2 separate regions of the Homo sapiens genome follow, and region 2 is linked to region 1. A link is an interaction called in ENCODE POLR2A ChIA-PET data of the cell type or tissue named here. Cell type or tissue: A673. All regions are shown on one strand.

The links. ChIA-PET counts read pairs that join two places held together with the same protein. Peaks named below come from ENCODE experiments on the same cell type or tissue, not always from the same donor. Only the 100,000 strongest peaks of a DNase experiment are listed, where the experiment ranks them.
Region 2: POLR2A ChIA-PET joins it to region 1 with 5 read pairs; 2 of 35 experiments call an interaction of 5 or more read pairs at or near these places.

The regions. Positions count from the first base shown.
Region 1 is chr1:35,019,722-35,022,221 of GRCh38, forward strand. ZMYM6 (zinc finger MYM-type containing 6) reads right to left here. Exons shown (of 16, transcript NM_007167.4): 3 at 662-746. Among named protein-coding and RNA genes, the nearest start is that of ZMYM6, 11 kb to the right of the region's middle. In A673, no CTCF peak of the experiment used is centred here; no DNase peak of the experiment used is centred here.
Region 2 is chr1:34,923,525-34,926,024 of GRCh38, forward strand. The region is part of intron 1 of DLGAP3 (DLG associated protein 3); the gene reads right to left. Among named protein-coding and RNA genes, the nearest start is that of DLGAP3, 4.9 kb to the right of the region's middle. In A673, no CTCF peak of the experiment used is centred here; a DNase peak (open chromatin) is centred at 1,477; H3K27me3 peaks cover 2,157 bases.

The sequences.
Region 1 (2,500 bases):
GAGTGCAGTGGTGCAATCAAGGCTCACTGAAGCCTCAAACTCCCAGGATTAACCAGTCCTCCCGCCTCAGCCTCTTGAGTAGCTAGGACTACAGGCACATGCCACCACACCCAGCTAATTTTTTTTTAATTTTTAGCAAAGATAAGGTATGTTGCCCAGACTGGTCTCAAACACCTGAGCTCAAGCGATCCTCCTGCCTCAGCCTCCCAAGTTGCTGAGATTACAGGTGTTAGCCACTAAACCCAGCCCAGTCTCTCTTTTTCAGGACAAATTCCCAATCTTGAAATCCAGTTAATGAGGCAATAAGAGCTCTAAAACAGAGGTTTCAATTTTTTTTTAACCATTACTCAACGCAAGAAATACATTTAATATTATAACCCAGTTCTCACATACATATGTTTGTAAACGTGGGGATGTATGTACAATTTAATCACTGAAACAGAAGTTTTATGAAACAATATGTTTCCTTACTACACATATCATATTCTGATATAATCTTACTCTATTTTTTAAAACGCTGCTGAAAACCAGCTACTCACAGTTTGAAAAAACACAGCTCTAAAGAAAGAGAAAGACATACATGAAAAGATGCTTTCCCTCAATTTTAAAAGTCAGAATAAGCAAATTAATTGTAACTAACTTATACAGTTCCATTTCTTACCAATAGGTCTCTCATTAACTGAAGACACACCACCAATTTTCAATTTACTTTCTTGAGTTTTTGGCTGTTGGACACATCCATACTCCTTTAAAAAAAAAAAGAAAAGAGAAAAGAGCAATGAATACAATGTATGTAAGTAAACTAGAAATTCAAGCAAAAAAAAATTATTCTATCCTATTCATCTCCTTTTTTTTTTTTTTTTTTTTTTGAGATGGAGTCTCACTTGGGTGCCCAGGCTGAAGTGCAGTGGCGCGATCTCAGCTCGTTGCAACCTCTGCCTCCCAGGTTCAAGCGATTCTTCTGCCTCAGCCACCCGAGTAGCTGGGACTACAGGTATGTGCTACCACACCCAACTATTTTTTGTATTTTTAGTAGAGACAGGGTTTCACCACATTGGCCAGGCTGGTCTCGAACTCCTGACCTTGTGATCTACCCACCTCAGCCTCCCAAAGTGCTGGGATTACAGGCGTGAGCCACCACACCCGGCCCTATTCATCTCTTAAACAGTCTAATCATAAATACCTTCACAAGCACCTCAAAAGTCAAAATTTACAAGTTATTACACTAATCTTTACAAAGACAATCTTTCAGAATTAGAGAATCTTTTAAAATACTTTTATCTACTTTTCAAATGAAATTTTGATATATGGGAGTAATACATAGCTATTCCAAATGCTGAGCACTACCTATTTTTTAGGTAGTGTGTTTAAAAGGGGGTAATAAATGAAAAAAAAAATTTTTTTTTTTTTTTGACATGGAGTCTCATTCTGTCACCCAGGCTGGAGTTTCATTCTGTCACCCAGGCTGGAGTGCAATGGCGTGATCTTGGCTTACTGCAACCTCCAACACCCAGGTTCAAGCGATTCTCCTGCCTCAGCCTCCCAAGTAGCTGGGAATACAGGCTTGCGCTACCACACCCGGCGAATTTTTGTGTTTTTTTCCAGTAGAGAAGGGGTTTTGCTATGTTAGCCAGGCTGGTCTGGAACTCCTGACCTCAGGTGATCCGCCCACTTTGGCCTCCCAAAGTGCTGGGATTACAGGTGTGAGCCACTGCACCCGGCAAAAAGGAGCAATAAATGAAATTAAATCTGGCTGGGCGTGGTGGCTCACACCTATAGTCCCAGCTACCCAGGAGGCTGAGGCAGGAGAATCACTTGAACCCGGGAGGAGGAGGCTGCAGTAAGCCAAGATTGTGCCACTGCACTCCAGCCTGGGCAACAGAGCGAGCCTCTGCCTCAAAAAAAAAAAGAAAAAGAAAAAAAGAAAAGTTAAATCTGAATGATTTAGAGTTTGGATTTCAATCATTTTAGATTTACAAGCTGCCTTTTCTGTTAATGGCAGAAAAGATACAAGAGTGTCAATGCAATCTGCTCATTATACATAAAATCATCACAGACAAAATCCTATTTATTCTTACCACATTCTTTAAAACGTTTTAAAACAAAATGTAATCATGAAACATTTTTAAAATGTAAATGCCTATCTTTATTCTGAAATTGCAACCATCCTTTTTTTTAATGTTAAAATACCCTTACATATTTCAAAACAGGAAGTTTTTTAAAAAGTCTTACTTTTCTGAATCAATGATGGTAATAAATGGCAGTTGTATTTTTAATCTCTCCACACATAGCAAAATAAATGAGTAGCTATGTTAGTTCCAAAGTTACTTTAGAAATTTCTTTAGACTATTAAATGCCAAAAACTAGGAACCATTGCATTAATTCACCACTTCCCATGATATGTATTATGAGCACCCAAAGAGGTGCTCTCTATAAGATATGCCTTCTTTATAGATGAGGAAAGTGAAGCTAAGAGATGTTCAGCAACTTGCCCAAGGTC
Region 2 (2,500 bases), 96 kb before region 1:
AGGGGCCAGGGAAAAGGGGGTGGACATCTAGCATTTCATGTGGGGGTGGAGGGGTGACTGCTTCAGGCAGTAGCAGCAGATCCAAAGTAAAGTCTTATCAAAGCTGTTATGTAACCAAGGGAGCTGAGTGGAGCACAAACACCTCCCCTCCCCAAACAGGCACCCACACCCACACCCACCACCTCCCAGCACCCACAGCAGAGGAAAACTCAGCTCCTCCCAAGCAGCTAGAGAAGGCAGGAATCATCTTGATGAGTTACATCAAAAACATGATGGGTGAGGGGCTCCTTATGAACTACAAGTCACATGTGGGAAGGGATCAACTGGTTCAGTTTGAGATCCCTAGATACCTCTCCCTTTTCTTGAACTCCCTGCCACACCCAATTTTTGCCCAGTATTATCTGGAAACTGTCTCCTTCCTCCCCTCACAGGGAGGATCCCATTTGAATATTTGATTGTGCTCTTGGGGATGGGAAGTGAAGCCACCATCATCCCTTCCTGCCTGTTGTTCCCCTACAGACTCATCTGCATGTCCTGACATTTGGCTCTCATCCCCCTGGGATGACAAGGGAAGGGACCTTAAGAAACTCCTTGCTCTATTCCCTTCATGGTTACAAAGACAGTGCATAAGAATACAGATACTTGAAATGACCCTGACTCTAAGCCATAAGGAGAAAGATATCCAAGAGAACTAAAGACTGAAACCCAGACCTCATCCCTCCATTTGAATATTTTTTACTCCCCCAGATCTTCCTCTTTTCCCACTGCCCTGTCTCCAGTAGCCTCCCCCTTCTCTTCTCCATGGCACTGAACAACCCCACCCACTCCTTGAATCCTTTGCTTAAAAATCTTCCTCCCCAACAAAAGTCTCTCCCAAATGCTGCTCTGAGCTAGGTTTGGCAGTGGGCAGAACACAGGACAGGCTTGCAGAATATTTCAGTGTCCCTGTCCCAAATCCCAAAGTATGATGGGCAAGGGAATATCAAGTTGTCAGTCAAGTTATCCTGAACTCCTGAGCTGTAACCACCCCACACCTAACCAGGAAGACCGGCGTTCTCTTAATCCAGAACCACCTTGAGCCTGAAATTCTGGGACCCAGTAGGTGAAAGGCTGGTATCAATATCTCTGAGCTTGTTGCGCTAAAAAAAAGTTCCCAGGAGATGAGATCTCACAGGCACAATATCATTCTCCAACTCTACCCCGATAATAACAGTACAATGGTTTTGGAAGGGAGAGAGGGAACTGAAACAGCAAAAGGGGAGAGGGGCCCCTTGGGGGAAGGGTTCCTAAATACCACTAACAACTGTGAAACCTAAACCATAGGGAGAACTCCAAATCCATATTTCCATCCATGCCCTTGGAAAGTGGGTCATCTGGGAGAATTTTTCTAGTGAGCCCTCCCCACTGCCCTCCGCCTTTCCACCATCGGGACCGAACGAAGCCTCATTCAGCACTCGGGACAGCTCCGAAGGAGCAAATCCCCGCCGAATCCCACTCAGCACCCGGGACAGTTCCCAGCGACATTGCCGGCCCCGGTAGCCAGAAACCCAGGATGCCAGGAAGGAACAGGTTTACCCCACCACACACCCCCTTTAGAACAGAAGCCCCTCTCCCCTGCCCCTCCCACTGTCGCTCCCATCCACCGGGGGCACCTGACAACCCCCCCCCCACCTTCCCTCTATGTCCCAAGAGAGAAAAGAAACCCAGACATGGGGCTTCCCTGAGGGAACCTTGAGAGAGGACCCCACCCACCTTCCTTCAGCCCAGAGCCTCTCAATGCCACTCACAGCTGGTTCTAAAAACCACTTTCCTTCTTAACCACCACCCCAAAAATAAAAGAAATACTCACGTGGGGGCTCCCAGCCCTGCAGACAGATGTGGTGGGGGGAGGCAGAGAGAGGTAGCTCCCCACACCCTGTTCTGAGCCCCCTTTCTGAAGGAGCCAGCTCCCATCTGGACTGGGGGGAGGAGAGACATGTGGAAGCACTGAGTGAGGGGAGGGGAGAGGGGAGAGGGGAAGAAGCAGGAGCGAGGGACTGCGGGGCGGGGGTGTCGAGATGGGGGCGAGGGAATCCTTTTTAATTTCATTCTCTCCCCATGTCTACATCAGCCCTGCAGGCTCAGCTCTTTAATATTTACACACAGGAAGAGGAGAGGATGAGAAAGAACAGACAGTGAGGGGGGCAGGGGCTACCTGAGCTCAAAGGGCATAGAAGCAGGGGCCTTTGGGAGCTGGGAGCTTGGGCCCCCGACACCATCCCCAGCCCACTTCCACTCTGAGCTCTTAACTGGAAGGAAGAAGAAGGAACCCTGGGACCATTCTGTCCCTTTGTTAACAAGACACTTTGAAGCTGCATCAGAAAAAGATCAGATCCCCACCCACATACCTGGACACCCCCACAAACCCAGATTTCTTGGGTGCCTTATGTGCAGATGGTAGAGACAGTATTCAGGCACAAGCATGTTCTGATGCTTGGAAGCATGTTTGCCTGTGGGCTGC